Regions from separate parts of the Mus musculus genome. Here region 2 is linked to region 1. Evidence: chromatin loops called from intact Hi-C (ENCODE). Cell type or tissue: heart. All regions are shown on one strand. Each heading gives the region's core, and the rest is flanking DNA. Links, peaks and the distances in the headings are about the cores only. Region 1 overlaps Ephb2 (Eph receptor B2). Region 2 has its middle 15 kb from the start of Epha8.

Region 1 (8,000 bases), core at 1-8,000:
CAGTGTGCCATTACTACATGCCTTGTCACTACAGGCTTAGCCAGTTCCAGCTGCACACAGTAGGACCTCACAGTTCTGAGGCTATGCAGACCTCTGCAAACTAAGCAGGGCATGCGTCTTGCAGCTGGGGCTGCAGGATCTTTGAGTTTTTCTCTTTATTCTTACATGGAACCTAGGCTCCCGCGTGTGCTGGGTTTGTAGCTATTTATCTTTCCCCTTTTTTAATTTTGAAGTCTGGACTCGCTAAGTTGCCCGGGCTGGCCTTAAATGTACTCGGTAGCCCCAGGGAAACTTTGAATTTGAGATCCTCCAGCCTCAGCTTCCTGAGTAGCTGAGATTACAGCCTCTGGGTCACCAGGCCTGGCTTCTGGCCATTGTGTATTGAGACAGTGTGCTGAGTCTGGTTCTTCCAGGGATGGCTTGGTTTCCTTCAGCTTCGAGCCACCCTGAGCCACTGAGATCCCTTCAAGTCCTTGCCCAGAACCTCTGAGAGCTTTCATTCATCCACAGGATGCCTGGTTTTTCAGCCTTCCAAACTCAAGGGCTCCCTACTGGGAAAACCCTACTCCTTTAAGTTTGGTCTCCATGTGGGTAACATAGGAAAGTCTCCCATCTTGAGAGCTATTTGCCACATGGGGGCGCCATATTCCCCAAGACGGGGGTGTAGACATCTTCTGGAGTCATGGTCCTGCTAATCAAAGCATGTAATTAGGGTCATATTGAAATACCCCATATTATCTCATGCACATCTCTTGCTACGTAGAGGGAAACCGAGGCCCAAAGAGATTCCTAAGTGGCTCCTCTGGATCCCATGAGGCTCCTTGGCAGAACAGGTCCCAGGCTCCCTGCCCAGGTCTGTGTCCACGACACCATGCCACGTGGCTCCCTCAATGAAAGACTTTGAACTCTCCAAAGCCTTTCTTATCCCCGGGGCTCCTCTGATCCTCATGCCCTGCTGGGTCCGGGCACACAATGCCTTCTGCTCTGGAACTGGTATGAACTTGTCTTCACCCTCTTCTCTCCCTGGGAGGCTGAGAGGATCAGAGAGCTCTGGGCAGGGGCCTGGGGAAAGAGGAGAGAAGGGAAGAGAAGGCGAGGGAGACCGCATCCTGCGCTCTGATCCTTTGGAGCCGGGGAGGCGTTGCTCACTGAAGGTGCCATTGAAGATGGGCTCACTGCGTGATACAGGCGGGACACGAGACAGGTGGGACGACAAAGCTGGTGGCAGAAGAGAAGCAATATGCCACAAGTTTGAGAGTCTCTGGGCAGCCTGTGGCAGCGTTGGTCCTGGTAGAGGTATGCTCGTGTTTGCTGTCTGTCTATCTGCTCCAGAGCGTGGGCAGTTCCCTATTTGGAGTTGATAGCTGTCCATTGGACTGCAGGGGCCCCAGCTGCTACATGTCTCTACGCCTCTAGTACAGTGGTTCCCAACCTGTGGGTTGTGATCCCTTTGGGTTCAAACAACCCTTTCACAGGGGTCACCTAAGACCATCAGAAAACAGATATTTACATTATGATTCGTAACAGTAGCAAAATTAGTTATGAAGTAGCAATGAGAATAGTTATGGTGGGGGCGGTCACCACAATATGAAGAGCTGAATTAAAGGGTCTCATCACTAGCAGGGTGTCCTGGATACAAAGTCCTTGCCATCGCAGGGAACTGAGGCAGCAGACAGACAGATGGACACACACAGGAGCCTTTTCAAGTGAGGTTCGCCTCTATCCCATTTGTCAAAGGCAGTCATCCAGACAGGCCCAGAACCAGAGACAAGAAACCTGAAAATGGATAAGACAGAAAGGTACAATTATAGAGGGATGGTTGATACAGCAGGCTGCATGGCCTTTCTCTGAGCCATAAATAATATTAGAAAGTAGAGAATGTGGAGTCCAGGGGAACCAGACTCCTCAATACATCTTTTTCTGGGCCAAACTAGCTGCAGTGTCTCCTGCTATCACATACACATCCCAGACACCAGGATAGAAGGTGAATTAGGAGCATGCTTTCCTTGTAAAACTGACTTCCTTTGGGTTTTTATGTAACAGTTCAGCTTGTATCTACTGACAAACTCAACACGGCCACTCCAGCCAGTAGAGAGGTTAGGGAAGTGTAGTCTTTTAATTGGGCACGGTGTGCTTAACTACGAACTCGCATTTTGCTCCTGTCTGAAAGATTGACTGTTGGGAAGGAGGCTGAAGGAAAAAGAGTCTGGGAAGAGAGAGGGCTAGCTTGCCCAAAGCCAGCCAGCCAGCCTTCCTGCCTGCCTGTCTTCCTTCCTTCCCTCCACATACCAATTAACATTACTGAGGCACACATTGTTCCAGGCACTGGGGGTAAGGGTTGAACGTGTGTGAGGCAGAGAGGAGACAGGGATGGTGTCCCTGAACAGGTGACATTGGAGTGGAGACTCAAATGAAGATGAGACCATTGATCTCTGGTGGATGGGAGGCAAGAGGTTTCTCAGCAAAGAATCAGGAGCCAAAAACCCCAGGGGTGGGAACCTCGGTATATTGGGGAACATAAAGAGACAGAATAGATGGTGTCTGGGAGAAGGGAGATGGTGAAAAGAGCGATGCCAGACAGGGCCTCCACAGCAGGGTCGGGCATCTGTGGAGTCATCTCCATCTGGGGGCAAGGGCAGGAGATGGTTCTGGGGCCTGCAAGGCCATTAGGCCTGGGCCTGGGGTGGGGCCTCAGACAGTCCAGTGAGTGGCTGCCTCTCCCCATGGCGCCTTAGCTCACTGCCTCTTCTCAACTGGGAATGGATGGCCAAAAGTGGGTTTTTCCTTGATCCTCAGCACACAGGAAGTGAGGTGTGGCCTCCTGCCTCTGGCCAGGCAGCATCCTAGCCTTCTGCCTCTCTGACCTATGCTGGCATCTAGGACTAGAAGCCAGTCCTTCATTTAGCCTGTGGGGACCACCTTGTAGTATCACCTCATGCAACCTCGGAAGTCCCTTTTCAGCCCCTTCATAACTTAGGGAAGAAACATGACTCATAGGGAGAATTCAGCTGGCCCAAGCCCCTGCCAGGAAGGGACAGGCTTTCCCCATTCTCCCCAGGTCTTGCTGGAGGCCAGCAGGCCCCCTGGCCACCTGCTGCAGGAAAGCAGGCTGCCCAGCTTCCCCCACCTCCTCTGTGCTCTGCCCCCTGGGGCTCCATCTCCTGGCAAGGGTCACAGGGTACCACTGACCCCATAGCCTCCTGGCGTGCCCGTCTGATAATTGAAAATACCAGAATTCCCAGATGTCCAACTTCCAAGGTAACCTGACCCAGCGTGGGCGCGGCAGCAGGAGGGGCCCGGACAGCTTCTAGCCTGTGCCTTTTCTCATTGCTAATCTCTGGATTCCGAGAGAGGGGCCAGCTCCCCAGCCAGCCTTGATCATCTTCCTGGCAGATCTCATCTCCTCACCACGCCTGGGTCACGGGGCTTAGGGGCTCAGAGCCCAGGATCTGCCTGAAACCCAAGCCTGCTACAGCCCAGACCCTTCAAGCCCGTGGGAGCTGCCATGGCTGGAGGGGGGTGGATTGGCTTCAAGACTACAGTCTGGAGCTTAGGATGTCCTTACAAACCCTCTGCAGCATCCCTGGTCTGCCATTATCGCCACAAGAAAGCTGATTGGCCCCGAGTTTGCCTGGGTTTGAATCTTGGCTCCATTGCTTGACTTCAGGCAGGTTTCTCCATAACTCCTGAGTTCATTCCCTCATCTGTAGAGTGGGTATTATAAATGCCCAACCCACAGATGACATGTGTTATCTGAGTTAGTGACCCTGTGGGTGTCAGAAACCAGGGCCTCCTCTGGGTGGGTATCTTGAGTCCACAGGGTCTCCAGGAAAGAGAGCTGAGTGGACAGAGGTGCAGGCAGCCATCTTCTTCAGGCCTTCTGTCATACCCCAGGCCCTTCAGGACAAGGACAGACTCCAAAGGCTGGGCCCACTTGCCTTGGCTACATGGTCCTACCCCTCCTCTCAAGAGCCCACCCTGTGGCTTCAGCTAGAGGGACTGTGGGCAGAGTCCTGCCTGCACACAGTCCTTGAGGGGTGGAATGGACCACATGCCCCACCAGGCTCACTGCTATGGACCCACCCACCCTCTGCTGTGTGACCTTGGACAAATCACTCACCCCCCTTCTCTGTGCATGCTTGGGAGTCCGGATTCCCAGGTACACCACATCTGAGACCTGCAGGATCAGTGGCTGGGGTGGGAAGGCAAGGTGTGGTCTGTCCAGGTCTCCCAGTTACACTGGCACCGGCTGAGAAGAGGCAAACAACAGGAGATTCCAGAAGCAGCCACCGGGGGGCCCTGGCTCTGGGTGGAGTCTCTGGTTCCTTGGTACAGAGCCTAGTGTGGTGCTGGCTGGGGGTGGGGAGAAGAGCTTGGGGGGGGGGCCTCACTAGACAGAAATGAGCCCACTTTCTTCTATGAGTCTGTATGGCCCTGAACGGCCAGGTGGCGCGGCTTCTCCCTGGAGGGATGCTGGCATTCCCAAAATTATTTCCCAGTCCTCACACACACACACACACACACACACACACACACACACACACACATACACACACCTTCCATAGCATCAAGCAGAGATGTGGAAGCTGAGGCTCCCAGTAGTGAAAGACCCCATCCAGGTCACAGGTCAGCGAGCCGTGTGGGGATGAATAGGCCGATCAGGTCAACATGTATGACATAGCGTCAGCGTGTTTCCTGTACCTCATCTAGTTCCACAACACTGTCACAAGCCCCCTAGAGAAGCCCCAGCCCCCACCATGGTCTGGAATTCCCTATTGGTCCTTTCTCTGGTCCCTGACCCCCCCACCAACCTGCTCTCTGACCCTGTCCTCACTGGCCCCATGGCTCTCGTGCTTCTAAAATAAGTTGTACTTCCTCATGCCTGCTTTGACCCCTGACCTCTGACCTCTCTTGCAGCACCATCGGCCGTGTCCATCATGCACCAGGTGAGCCGCACTGTGGACAGCATCACCCTGTCGTGGTCCCAGCCAGACCAGCCCAACGGTGTGATCCTGGACTACGAGCTGCAGTACTATGAGAAGGTAGCCGTGTGCCCACTGGCTCTGCCTCCCCAAACGCCCCTCTCCCAGTCTAGGCCTGGTGTGTACTCTCCTGCCAGCCTCAGGCTCAGCCTGCCGGACTCTCCGTTGCCTCTCCTGCCCCTGCTGTGAGATCTTAGGCAGGTGCCTTGCCCTCTCATTGTTCTGGTCCAGGGGACGGGCTGTCTGTCTGAACGATATGCCACCTTCATTCAGACCTATTACTGTCGAGACCTCTTCAGTCTTGACCTCAGAGGCCTGAGTTTGAGATAAACTGTTTTTCAAAACAAAACAACAAAACTGGTCTTCACCGGTTGAAAGCATCTGTCTATACCCTATGCGGGGTGGACCCCTAGAAGGGCCTCTGGGAAAGATGGACTTCTGATCAAACTAAGGTGTCAGTGACTAACAGGAAACCCACAGTTGAGGGGATCCCACAATGGGTTGACAATGAAGAGAAGGGCTCTTCCTATAGGCTGAGGGAAGAAAGCCAGACTTCCTCTAAGGCCCTCTGAGTCTACCGTGGCTTTGTCTCCACCCAGGCACCTTGGACTGCATAGACGGATTTCTCTCTGATCTTTTAGAATAGACTCCACTCCTCTTTGAGAGACCTGTGGCTGGAAGCCACGCATGTAAGACAAACAGGCAGAATCAATTTGCATCCTCAGGCAGTCAAACTTTGCCCTGGGGGGGGCCTCCATCTCCACCTGGGTGGATGGCAGAGGAGACTGCCACTCCATGAGGAGGAAGAAGGGGCAGACACCAGCACCAAGCATGTCCCTGGTCCCCTGCAGAGGTGAATGTGTGGGCTCCCTGCTCTCCTGCCTGTCTCCTACAGGGTGGGCTAGTATTTCAGGACAGTGCCACATGGGACCAGAGACCGTGAGCGCCACATAGCACAGGCCTCCAGGAGTGGACATAGCAGTTGGCCTCCCGTAGGGATAAACACCAGAGGCCCTGTAACCTGGTGCCTAGACCTAGAATTCCTCTTCCTTCTACCCATAGAGACCACAAGGACCCCAGAGAAAGGTGCCTAGGACTTCTGTTCAGACTAAGCTGCTGGTAAATGGTTGATAGAAAGCCCTTTGTTGGGGGTGAGCTCATAGTGAGCAGGAAATGATGGGGGGGTGTCATGCTGTTGGGGCTCAGGGACTGTGGCAGCTAGGCCTGCGGAAACCCACTCTCTGAGACCCCCGCCTAGTCCCCATCAGCCTCTGGGTTAGCAGAGATCTGTTTGTCACCTATTAACCCTGTCTCATTCATGCGCTCCTCATGATCATGGACTTCCCCCCTGCATATCCCAGTGTCCTGTGCTGCTGTCAGGAGCCACCTCTCTCTCTGGTCATCACCTTCTCCCCAGAGCTCTAAGCTGAAGCCTAGAGAAACCCAGTAGATGAGTTGAGTGAAAGAATGAAAGACCCCACCCCCACCCCCCACATCACTACAGTGCCCAGCTATCTTAATCAGCTGTCTCCCCTCAGAGAAGCCTGCACCCCCCCCGCCCCAACTCCTACCCCAGCCCCAGCTTTTGACTTCTCCATCATATTCTTCCCTCCCTGGTCTCTTATCCCTGCCTATCAGCATCTTCAGGGTACCAGGAAACACCATCACTTCTACCAGCCTTGAGCATCTTCCCACAGCCTCTGCCTCTTCTCTGGAAAGCCCACATGCTGGCAGCAAAGGGCCTGGTCTCCCTAGGGTGCGAATGATGAATGAGAGCATTGTGTGGATGGAGCAGAGAGTGAGGGATGGAGCTCATGAATGAAACAAAAACCAGAGGCAGGCTGGCCACTTGGGCCAGTCACTTCCTGCCCCTCACCACCCCAGCCAGCCCCAGTTCCTACTTTAGTATTTCGCCATGAATGTCTTGACCTTCTCTGAGAAGCTTTTCCATGCTGCCAAGACCAGGGCCAATGTTGAATCCTCTCTTGGCCCTCTGCTGATAGCTCTGAGCCACCGTGGGTGAGACATTAGCTCTGCTGTGTCCTGGCGCCTGGTATACAGTAGACATTCCATAAGTACTTGTTGATGTGTTGAGCAGTGGCTACTGAGAGGCCTGAGTGTCTCTCTTGAAAAAAATCTCACTGGGTCCTGAAGGACTTTGAAGGGGCTCCCAGTCTGGGTAGCTGGACAAAGGAAGCTTTGCCTTGCAGGGGCCAGTGTCTCTGCTCCCTCCAGCAAGGACAGCTTAACAACTGATTTTAGAAAGAAAGAAAAGGAAAAAAAAAAAAAACAGAAGAAAGAAAAGGGAAAAAAACTAATTAAGAAGCCTTGTGATTAAATGAAACTGAAAGTATTTTTCCCCAAAGATTGGAGCGGAAATGAGGAATCCCTCTGTGGTCCTGACTGCGACCCATTTCCTAGCGCACCAGCCAGGCCTGGGAGCCTGGCAGAGGTGTTGGCTGGGGTGGCACTGCTCTGCTTTCTTTGGGACCAGGTGGCTCCACAGTAGCCAAGTGGCTACCTGGTCACTTCTCACAGTCTTCGATGTGTGCGGGGGACACCACACTATCACCACAATCGTCCTTGGAATGGTACCCCCAGGCACTGACGGGAGGAGAAACTGAGGGACAGAGGCCCATGTGGCCTGTCAGCACTTTGTGCTGAGAGTCAGAAGGAGGATCTACCCTCCATCTCCCTTTCTTACTCTCTCTGGTGCTCCTGCCTCCCGGCTTTCTCCCATGGTTACTTCTGAGATGACCAGTGACATGTAGCCAGGTCCCTGTCGGTTAGCCCGTCTGCTCAGTCTGAGTGTACATGCCATCAAAGGACAGCCACTGGGTCATTTGACTTCCACTGTTACCAGCTGACGCTGGCTGCAGAGGACTTGGCCATCTGGGGGGCGGGTGTGGGGGGAAGGCTCAGACAGTAACAGCCGTGTGAAGTACTCTCCATACGAAGAAGGTCTCGGCGGTGGGAAGTACCCAAGCATGGCCTGCCGCCATGGCGCGGGTGAGAGGA
Region 2 (11,703 bases), core at 1,674-9,673, 290 kb before region 1:
TGAGATGAGATTAGCAGAAGGCTGAGCAAGCTAGCCTGAGCTCCCCAGCTGCCCTGATCAAACACCATGCCTGCCGCTCTTCTCGCACCAGGTTCCCCCAGCGCAGGCCAGGGACAGCTGATCAAACACATCCAGACAAGGTCAGTCCAGGGACCCGCGGGCCTTTCCAGGAGAGATTTCACAGTCCTGGCATCAGGAGGGTCTGATAAAAATGGACGGGGTAAAAGGGACCCCAGAGACTGGGGAGGGAGGGACAGCAACTTTACGCCCTGTGAAGGATGGAAGTGCCTGATCCAGGTAGGGTTAGGACGGAAGCCAGCTTTGCAAGACCAGCATTTGGGGCTGCCTCAGAGCCCAGGGACTGCAACTGAGGAACAAGATGGCTGTGGCATGTAGAGGAGGAAAGTTGTCAAGTGACACACTTAGGAGCTTGGGAGCATGACATTATTAGGTTGTTACAGGGTGACCTCAGGCCTCTCACTGTGACCCCTTCAAGGGCAAAGATGGCATTGACCTTGCTCAAGTACACACACGCAAGCATCTAGGCAGTTAGCCTGGCCCTCCAGGTGTCCGACTGCATAGACCTGTTAGAGCAGGGGCCCTGGGAATGACTGATCTCACCCACACCACATGCAGTGGACATTTGGGGATGAGGCTGGAAAGATACATGGCTTCCGTACCTGGGGAACTCGGACACAAGTTCAAGAATGCCGTGCCAGTCTAGACTAAAGCTGAGAGCTACAGATGCGACACAATTTTCATCTGTTTTATTTGTCTTGGGGAGGTGCTTTTTTTCTCTTAGAAATATTCTCATAATTGTTTTGGGGGTGCTTGTCATGCAAGCCTGAATTTGTGAGTTCAGATCCTCAGACTCAGGTCATCCCAGTGCCAGGGAGATGGGAACAGCATCCTGGGCTTGATAGCCACATAGTGTGCAGCCAACCAGTGAGCTTCAGGTTCAGTGGGTACCACTGTCTCAATAATAAAAGGTGGAGACGTGGTTAAGACACCAACATTGACCCTTGACCTTCACGTGTGCACAAATGTGTGTGCATGCGCGCATACACACACACAACACACACATTCTCATCATTAGCAATTGGCGTTAAGTGCTTCCCACACAGTGGACACTGACCGGACCCTTTAAGATTCTGAGTCCATAAAATGACAGTACCCGCAGTGGTGCGGATGCTGGTGCTCCGGGGTGACTGATGAGGAAGTCAGAGCAATCACAGTAGCAGTGAGCTCGGCTGGAGATCATTCATAACCCTGCTGTGTTTCTTGCTTTCTGCCTGGTTATCCAGGTAAGTGGCAGAGTCTGGCTGCAGGGCTACTGGCCAGTGACCTGTCCCTGTTTTAGATCCCTGAACCCTCTGTACCTTCACTAGACACCTACCAGCTCAGTCAGGGCTTCTTCTAGAATGCAGCAAGCCACAGAGCCTGCTAGAAATCCATGTGGGTGTCTGAGCCCAGTATAGTATGTGACACACTGTGGGACTCCCTTGACCCAAAAACTTACGGGGAAGGTTCATGGCTTCTCTGGCTTCTCATCTCAGCTGGGGCCCCTAAAGCAAAATGTTTCCCATGGCAACATCCATCCTACCAGAGTGTCAGATCTAAAGAAGATACTAGGATGCCTTGGAGCAGAGCCCAGCTTTTGAATTGCTTAGCTCTGTGTTCAAGTCCCTGTCCTGCTCTTTGTTAGCTGTCACTTTAAATGTGCTGTCCTATCCTGGTCTTGTCTGTAAGATGAAGTAATGAACACTCTTATAATAGCAGATAGACATATATAAAAGGCTCTGGTATAGTTGCTGGTGGCCATCAGTGCTCAATGACCATAGTAACCAGTCACATGAGTTGGGCACAGAAACTCCATGGGATGCTTCTAACCCTCAGGTAAGCTGGACTGTGGAGAAGGAGGGGAAAAAAACAAAAAACAGTCCCAGAGAGTAAGGCCTGGTCCCAGCTGTGACTCTCCCAACTTGTCTGGGGCCAGGCACATGGCTGGTGCTCTGGAAATTTCTGTAGTGTGTATATGGAGATAGCAGAGACCACTGGGCAAATACCTCGGGCCAGCCCTCCTCTGGCCTCTACCTCTTACACGGGCAGAATGGGTCACCTGACTTATACATTGACCCTGTTTCTGTCCCAGCCAGAAGACTCAAGGCTTTGTGGTGGGTTGAGCTGAGCAGGAGAGGGTAGAAAAGGCTCAGCCCAACAAGGGCACCCTCAGTTGTGGATGAGTGGGACAAACGTCTCCAGTGTCTCACGGGGCCTCACTGCCCAGTAGCACTCTGGGGTTTCAGTCGGTTCACACAGGTGTGTGCTTTTGATCTTTAACAATATTGAAATTCAGAATCCTGCTGCTTTCCCCTCTGCAGTCAAAAGATACAGAGAGCGACCTCAGCCTCGTTCTCAAGCTTCCTCAGCTGGGTGGACTCAGGCTGCCATTTCCCTGAACCCCCACACCCCCATCATCCTGTCCCTGCCGTCTCTCCTGGTCCCCTATACTTCAGGGCACTTCTGGTGGCTGATTCGTTGATTCTGGTGTCAGTGCTCCTGGGGTTGGAAGGACATGGATTTGTTTTGCTGGTGCAGATGTTGAAGTTTCAAGGAAGCAGATCACTATGTCACGTGAGAAGGCAGTAGCAGACCTGCAGTCAGGACAGCTGGCATTAAGTTTGCTTCCCAAGGAAAAGCGACGGCATGCATAGCAACAGGGTATAGTGACAGGGACACCATTTGGTCACTTCCACTGTGAGTATCCCCAGTGCAGGCATCACATCTGTGTTCAGGTCCCTGGATCAGCAGTGTCCCGTGGGGCTTCATGACAATGGGAACAGTCTACCATGTCATTCAATATGGAAATCACTAGGCCCACGTGGTCGATAGTACTTGAAACGTGGTACAATGGAGGGACCTGATTTTAATTCCGTCTTAGCATCAGATGCAGCTAGTGACTGTCACTGGACAGCATAGAACCAGACAGAGGCTTGGCATGACAAGTGGCTGAGCCCAGCTCTGTCATCTAGTCCCCAAACCTGTGACAGCCCCACTGGGTGCCCAGGTCAGGAAGGAAAGGCACCTGATGTGGGTGGTACCGGCTGAATGGGTGACATCAGTTCAGCTGTGATCTTCAGAAGACACTGTCAGCAGAAGGCTGTCCCCTGCCCGGGGGTCCTGGAAAAAGCACCCCCCAGCTCAGCCTTCACGGTCTCCTTCATCCAGAGGGATCAAATGGACACTCAGAATACTGAAAGGAGCTTGTTCAAGGTCACTCCCCTTTCAGGGTGATGCTGGTGTGAATACGGAATCCCATATGCTCTATCCTATTTAACCCCAGTGGTGGACCAGGGCTAAAGAGAAATGAAAAGGGGCCAAGGAGGCGGCCGGCAGGCTCTCCCTCCCATGGCCTTAAGAAGGCCCCATCACACAGAGGATCTGCACCCACGCTGTGCACTGCCACACATGTGATGTGCCCTGTCTGTGCCAACATCTCCGTGTCTACTGATGCCACTTGCAAGTGAAGGCGTGAGACTGGTGCCTGTGGCCAGTGTACAGCGAAGGCCTTTCTAGGTTATTTTGTGTTGTATATGCAGTGCCCAGGTAGCCCCGTGTGGCCCAACTCTCACGGGACATGAGGGAAATACTCTGTTGTCAGGTAGATGTGGAGGGATTGTGTCCCAACATGCCTGCCAGATAGAGGCTGAGAACAGCTCCATCCTGCCTCTCTTCAGCAGGGGGTGGGGAAGCTTGTGACCCCTTAGCTGGCACACACAGAGGAAGCAACGTTTTCCAAAGTGGGATGATGAGTGCTGCCCAGCAGAACAGGATGTGAGCACAGTGGAGCTGCCTGCCTGCTGGATGGAGATGCCATGCTTCCTTGGCTGGGCTCTGGTGCCCATGGGTAGTGGGAGACTCTTGCTAGGAGATCTCCATTGACCTACAGCTGATCTCAGTGGCAGCTGTGAGAGGCAGGTCTGAGCATGGAGAAGCACCCACGGCTTCTGAGTGCTGAGTCTCCAAGATGCTGAGTCTCCCAGGTCACACCCTCCTGGCTCAGTGACCCAGAGCACTTTCTCATCCTGAAAGGATAGCCTAAGAAGGAGGCCTAAGAAGAGAGAGCTTCCCCGACCCAGCATTCCCACAAAGCTTTCTCTGGGGCTCAAACCTGGGCAGCCAGAGATAAGAGAAGCCACTGTGCTCCAAACACGGGGAGGGGGGAGGTATGCCCCAAACGTGTGCACCCTCCAGAGCCTCTGACCCAGCTGTGGCCACCTACACTGACTGCCTGCCTTCCTACCCAACCTCTCCATACCCCAGGTAGCTGTCACTCACTCTCAGACTCCTCCCTGGACCCCACCAATGACATCAAATACAACATTGAGCTCATGGTCATTTATGTTTATGCTTGGGTTATTTGGAGTTTTGATTTTTGGTTTGGTTTAGTTTGGTTGTGGTGGTAAACTAGATGTAACACAAACAGCTACCAACTGATTTTAAGTGCAAAGTTGAGCCATTTCGGGCACACCCATTCCCACTGTGCCCCTTACTACCAGACTCCTTCCAACCTTCCATATTTCAGCTCTGGACCCATGAAACATTTCATCACCCCCAAAGAAGTCTCCTCTCCAGCACCAGTCCCCAGGGCCCTGTGCTCACCGTGTGACTCTATGTGACTTTCCCTCACCAAGCTCTCAGAGATGACTTTGTAGTGTCTGTGTGGGCTCTCTGCCCTGCAGAGCCCCTGATGAGCGATTAGGAGTTCAGTGTGGCTGGGAGGATGGCTCAGCATGGGTGGGGTCCTGGGTTCCATCCTGACAGTGACTCTGCCTCTGGGAGGTCCCCAGCACTGAAAATGATAGCGCAGCAAAGTGAGTATCCAAGCTTTGGCTGCGTGAGCCGGGCCCTGCTCCCCTAGGCACTCGTTATGCGTCACCAGGTCCCTAGAATCCAGGCAGCTCACAAGGATTTACTAAGCACTTACTATGGCTTAATAGTGATACTGGGTACTAGGGTAACCACAGTGAAAAGGCCAGGCTCAGCTCGTACTGTGGGGCTCATGTTTAAATGGACCAGACAGACGAGGAACGAGGAGTGTGCTTGGTGGTGGTTGGCTTCCAGGGAGGAAGACTGAAACCCTAAGCACCAGAAGTGTTGGAGCCAGAAAGACATATAGGACGGTGTCAGACAGTGCAGTGCGCACCTTTTTAGATGGTGTCTTAGTTTGTTTTCTGTTACTATAACAGAATGCCTGAGCTGGGTATTTTATAAAGAAAAGAGACTCCCCAGACTGGATATAAATAATGAATGAGGGTGCCAGCTACACAAGAGCTTGTGGGTCATCCTACGGGTATGGCCAGGGAAGGGTTTTGAGCAGAAAGCGCTGGGCTGCAGTGTAGAGAATAAACGTAAGGGAAACGGTGGGTGCTGGGAGTAGTTAAGGGGCTCTTGCAGTCTTGTCACAGCAACGCTTTATACAAATGGAATGACACGGTGGCACCAGCGGAATTCTGAGACTTGTCTAGGTGAGCGCAGGGGAAATGGTGGGCAGTGGGAGAAAGCCAGCCAATTTGCTAGTGAGTCGGACTGACGAGGATCTCAGGGGAAAGAGCAGAGTCCAGGATGACTCCCCGGGGTTTGGGGGCTGTGGGAGAACCTGGAGGAAGGCATGTTTTAGGGAGAGATAAGGAATGTGCTGGGTACTTGCAGTCTAGGGTGCCTGTTTAATATTGCAGAACATACTGGCCAAGTGTTCCTCTGTTGTCTCCTGTCTGGCGCCTGGCATCACAGAACCCCCCTGGAGACCCTAGCTGCAGCTCTGACTTACCAAGTCTGTGTGGGAAAGATACTGGGGTCAGTTTGCCTTCCCATCTGTCTGTCCACCCATCTATCAGTCCATCCATCCATCATCCATCTGTTTTCCTAATATGCCCTGCGTGTCTAACCTATGTCAGATTCAGCCAAAGGACTCAGCAAGAAACAAGCACTGGCCTGATTCCCCCCTCTCCCTCCCCGCAGGGGCTCTCACTCCAGTTACAGCCTCCCCATCCTGTCCTTCCAGACTCTGCTCCCACCCCCAGGTCTCCAAAGGCCAGGTTTCTCCATAGGTAAAATGTTGTGGATCAGACTGTCTCCCGGTGCCCCAGGAACCCAGCCCACCCATAGCTTCACAAGAACACTCTGCTGCTCCCCTCCCCCATCCTCCAAGCTGGGGGAGGGAGGGCCCTGTGTCAGCACCTGTGTCCTCCTAGAATGCACAGCTGACCAGCAAAATGTGCCCTGACATCAATTTTGCCATCTACGAGTTCCTTGGAGAAGTGATTAGCCTTGGTGAAGCAATTACACCAACCCAGTGTGCATGCTCAGGACCAGGGCGGCCTGGATTGCCGAGTGCGTCCTCAAGGGGGCGATAATGAGCTACCGGGCTGGAAAAAAATCCCTCTCCCTGTTATTCACAAAGCACAGATGTGCACAGGCTACATACACAGACACAGCCCATCTACAGAATGAAACTTTCATTAGGGGGAAATTTTTAAAAGGGTCCTTGGGGAATAACACTTAAGATGGAGCAGCCCAGACCAAGAGGAGGGGAACTGGGTCAGGGCTGGGAATACAGTGGCCAATCCTGGTGCTGGAAACAAAGATGACCAGGCTCAAGGACACTGCGCCTGAGCCCCACTATCTAGTGAGGTGCATGCAAGAATATCAGACAACATGATGCCTTGTGGCCAGAGCTGCCACACCAGGGGCCAGGAGAGGACAGGCTCGGCTTCAAGGTTCCATGGACTGGGTCGGCACTGTGGGCAAGTGCACAGACTGGCTGGTCCCTTTGGACAGTTAGGGTGGTGAAGGCCAAGAGGCTCAGCTCAGGGTAACTGCTTGCCTGCAGTCCCCAATCAGTGCAGAAGATGTTCTTGTGGCTACCTGATTTAATGCAAAAATTCCAGACCAGGGGCTATCCTGGCCTGGGGTGTACCCAGTGTGGGGGAGATAAACACAACCCCACCACCACCACTACCACCACTGCAACTCCCACCCCGCCATCTCCAGGCTTCACCCACAGCCTGGAAGAATCAATGCAAGTCAATGGTCTCTACCTAGGGATAAATGGATCCACTCATGTGAGGAAGAGATTCTCTAGGCAAGGAAACAGGCAAGTTAATCGCTTTTTCAAAAGTCACACAGGTAGTCGAGTCAGGACTTTAGCCCAGAGACTGAAAGCTCAGAGGAAGTAAGAGTGCAGGAGATGCATGCGTGTGCTGGTGGGGTGGTATACGACGGGGAGGCAGGCCCCCACAGATTCCCCGCGCTTGACTTTCCTATGGGTGGCCCAGGCTGGCGGCCTCTCCTGGAGCTGTTAACAAGCATAGCACGTGCTAAGGAGTTAGACTGGGGCAGCTGGAGACCCTGGAGACCCCCAGCAGGGGAAGGAGCGGGGGAAGCCCAGGGGGGCGGAGCTGTCTTCTCAAACCTCTCAGCTGTCAGAGCTGCACTGGACACAGATCTGACCAAACCAGAGGCCTCATGCGGACCCCCCATGGAGCCTGGGATAAGGTCCTGGCAGCTGAATGAGCCAGTCAGCGCCCCCCACCTGACCTCTGCCAACCCCCAGCCCCAGCCCCATCACTATCCTCCCTTCATCTGTCACTTAGGTTACCCCACCCTCAGGTCTGCTGCTCCACTTCTGGGCAAGGAGAATCTGCTCTACTCTTGAAGCCCCGCCTCCCCCTACCTCCCACCCCCGGGGTAGAAGCATGGCCCCTTAGCTTTTCGGATTGGGGGGGGGGGCTCTTTTTGCTGCAGCATCTGGTCCTGGAACCTGGCCCTGCTGCTGGTTTTGTCTGTGCCCTCCTTCTACAGTCAGAAGTTGCCTCTAGGGGCGCAGTGGCTGTCATGACCCCCAAGGTACATCCATCCCTATGCAACTAGTGGGAAATGACTTGCCTAAGGGCACGCTCTGAGGTGGCACTGGATAAAGCCTGGGAAACCAACCCCACAGTCCCAATTCTGCCAGCACACGACCCCTAAGCTACATGCAGGGCCCTGATGCTGTTCTGCTGATGTCATCATCCTGCCCCACAGGGTGGCTCCTATTCTCCTTCTGACATGCTTTTTGTTTCTCTCTGAACTGAGCCTTGACGTTTTAGGTCTGTCCCCACCATGGGGACAGCCCCCCCTCCCCATATCAGCACAGGGACCTGACCAGCTGTGCTTACTGCTGGGTCCCCACAGCTGGCCTGGTGCAGGTGTCCAGGAAATGCTTGCTGAGTGAATCCCCCTCACCACGTGGCCCGCCACATCTGTCACCGGCTTGATCCTCTCAGCCATTCTCCGAGCAGGCAGCATAGGTGTCAGGGGAAGAAGCAGGTATCCCGAGAGGCTGGCCCACGGCTGACGATCAGCAGAACAGCAGAATCTTGTGGCAAGGTTGGCCTGATCTCCAGGCTCACGTTCAGACACCATTGCCACAGAGGAGGGTGTGGCACCCACTAGCCCTGCCTTGCCAAGGTCACTAAACCAACTCTGGCTCAAGACACTGTCGTTATTCGTTGCAAGGCCTTCAGCTGGGCCCTCTGAGACCCAGGCACAGAGCCGGTAATACTTTTCCGGACTTCATTCTTGTCTTGTATTCAGCCATGGGAGGGCTCTGCAGACACCATAATCGGCTGCAGTTCACCTTGACCGGTCCCCCAGCCCCCTGTGGCTTTTGAAATGAGCACACTCCTTCCGGGCTGTGGTGTCATGAATTCTCTGGCCCCATCTTTGATGAGGCCTCTGGCTGGGGTCAGGATCTTCTGACAGCCTTGGCAGGAGCCTTTTCAAGCGCCTAATCCACCTGGCAGGTGTTTGAACTCTGGGAAATTATGCCTTCAAATCTTGTCCTAATGAAAACTCAGCCACCACTTGCCAGAGGTGGGAAGAGAATGGGGAGGAGGGAGAGTGGGAGAGGGTGGAATCCAGCTACTGGTCCTGTCCTAGCTCTGTCCCCAAGACCTTTGCTCCCTCCAGTCAGCTCCTTTCTGGCTCCTGCACCTGGGCAAAGTTCCTTCCCCACTGGGCTTCAAGCCCCCAACTCGGGGTGTGTGCGCGATTAACAGCTCCTTCCTGTAAACTACCCAGTTGAGGGGGCCATGGGGGAGGGGGGGATCAAGGCAGCTCTTAGCAGGACGGTGAGACAGACATGTCACCTCTGACCTTGGCTGGAAGCACTGTCTGCACACAGGCACCCGAGCCCTGTGGATAGGACCTGTCTTGAGTCTGCCGCACACAGAGTAACTGTTCAGCAAATGTGTGCTGGCTGTGGGGACATCTCCACATCTCCTCTTCATCCTCTGCAGCTTCCTCAGTTTGTCTATAGTGTCCCCTACCACTCCCTGTCCTTTCCTGTTCTCTCGGTCTCCCCTAGAGCTGTCTCCGATGGCTTTCAAGTCTTCCATCGCTAGATCTCTGCTCTTCTTCAGTCTAGCTTTTGGCCTGCCAGTCTCTTGCCCGTCTGCTTTCCCCTTTCTTTGTGGCTTTCTCTGTCTCGTTTTCCCTCTGGATCTAATCACACACACACACACACACACACACACACACACACACACACACATACACCCTACTTTACTCTCTTGGTCTCTGTTGCTACCCCCACATCCTCCAATCTCACCCCTATTCTCTTTCCTAGTTATCACTACCAGCTCCTCCCCCTCCTCCTCCTCTGCCTCCTCCTTTCCATCCTCCCCCTCCTCCTCCCACTCTTTCTCCCTCCCTCTCTGCTATTATGTCTCCTCCTAGTCACTTGTTCAGCCCTCTCCTCCCCTAGCTTCAATGGAACCCGGCTCCTCACAGATCCCTCTCCTCCTCGGGAAGGCAGGCACGGCAGCAATGGAGAAGCCCCCTGGATGACAGCCGAGCCTGCGCATCCCTCGGAGCTGTCACCGAGGAAATCACACACCACCGCCTGAAATTCAAATTAGAGTTTTGCTGAAGCCGCTAAAACTCATCAAATACCATCTTTGAAGTCCCCTAGCAAGCTGGCCAGTGCTCTTAAATGAGTCCCGGTGGGAAACAAGCCATGGGCTAAGGTTCTGGGCAGCAAGCAGGGTCACCAGGAGAAGGGGGGGGGTCTCTCCTCTTGACCATTGGCCCTGGCCAGGTCCAGCCACGGAGGGTCACTGCCACTGGAGGCTCCTACGGATCAGGCTCAGTGAGTTAGCCACCAGTCTCACCAAGGCACGCCTCCTACTGCGGGAGCTTCACACTTCACCCACAGATGGGGGACAGGAAGCAGCAAGGAGAGAGGAGGTGCTCTGGTCCTGCCCTTAGAGCCTTTGGCCAGGGCTAAGGAGGTCTGAGTGGGCACAGTGGGGTCAGTTGAGGTTTCTGGGTCATCTTTGCACCTCTCCTGTTCTGTGAACCAAGACCAGTGACCTCACCCCTCTCAGCCTCCTCTGCATAGAGGCTGGACTCCCAAGACACTGCAAGGATAAACTCATCCCCGACCTGACAGTACCCAGCCCACCGCAGCTGCTCCATAGAGGATCGTTAGCAGAGCAGCAACAATAACAACCCTCACGGTCATCAGTAACAATTAGCTGATCCGGATCTTAAGCACCAGGCGTTGTTTCAGGAGATGACTATATTAACAGATGATCCGACATGAGCGCCATTTTACAAATGGGCTGAGAAAGCTCCTGACATCAACTTCTTATCCCAGCAGATGTCTGCCCCGCCCACAACTTCAGAGCCTCTACGAGGGGCCCTAAGCCCAAGGCTGGTCTTCAGTTACTGCCTGCACTTCAGTGTCCCCGGCAAATGTCCACCTGCCCTTTAAAATCCTACTACCAGGCCCTCCTGACAGGATGGCTTTCTGCTTGGAGGCTTTTGGAATCCGTCCCTGCCAGATCAGACTGCCCTCCGCTATTGTCTGGCCTCTGTTTGGACATATTACCAACTACCATCAGGCCCACATGGAAGGGGAATTTTCTGCTTGTGAACTTCAAAATAAAAGTCCCTGACACACTCTTCCTGTCATCTGTGACACATGACCCCTGGGAAGGACAGAACACTTGCCTATAGTAGAAAGATGAGCTTCCAAGGACTTTAGGAGCAAGAGAAAAGACACCGAGTTTTAAAAAGTCGTCCAGGAGGGGCTGAAGGAGCCCTGACTGCATGGGCTGTGCTACCAGGATCAGTCTGAGAAGATGGGACATTCCAGAGGCTGACCTGGGTGGGGAGGTACAGGGGGCTTTGGATTGGGGGGACAGGGCTACACTATGCAGCTCAGGCCATCCCTGAACTTCCGATCCCGCCTCCACCTCCTAAGCGATGGGATTACAGCAGTGTGGCGCCATGCCCTCCTCGGGGAGTCTTTTAGAGACCATGAAGCTTGAGTGGTTTGAAGCTGAATCCAGTGAATGGAGGGAAGCAGCAGGGGAGGGGGGGAAGAGAGAGAGAGAGAGAGAGAGAGAGAGAGAGAGAGAGAGAGAGAACACCAGCTTAGAGAAAGGCCACAGCATACAGTTGGCTAAAGCACCTGCACCCTTCCTGCGAGCCCCACCCCCCACCCCACCCCGGCAGCATTTCTCTGGCACCTCCATGGACCTCTCTAGTTCTAGATGACCAGAAATGATGAAAAGAGATGACTCAGCAGGGATGGCAGGCAGGTGCTGGGCCCATTGCCCACTGCCACCCAGTACTCGATTTCAGACAAACTCA

The links. Peaks named below come from ENCODE experiments on the same cell type or tissue, not always from the same donor. Only the 100,000 strongest peaks of a DNase experiment are listed, where the experiment ranks them.
Region 2: a loop joins it to region 1, with 1.9 times the contacts of the local background. A loop is called at or near these places in 5 of 42 quality-filtered maps.

Annotation. Positions count from the first base shown.
Region 1 is chr4:136,680,962-136,688,961 of GRCm38, reverse strand. It overlaps Ephb2 (Eph receptor B2), which reads left to right. Exons shown (of 16, transcript NM_010142.4): 6 at 4,918-5,042. Among named protein-coding and RNA genes, the nearest start is that of Lactbl1, 62 kb to the right of the region's middle. In heart, for the core only: no CTCF peak of the experiment used is centred there; no DNase peak of the experiment used is centred there; H3K27ac peaks cover 384 bases; H3K27me3 peaks cover 5,401 bases.
Region 2 is chr4:136,965,843-136,977,545 of GRCm38, reverse strand. No RefSeq gene overlaps it. Among named protein-coding and RNA genes, the nearest start is that of Epha8, 15 kb to the right of the region's middle. In heart, for the core only: a CTCF peak has its summit at 6,405 (motif pointing right); no DNase peak of the experiment used is centred there; H3K27me3 peaks cover 8,000 bases.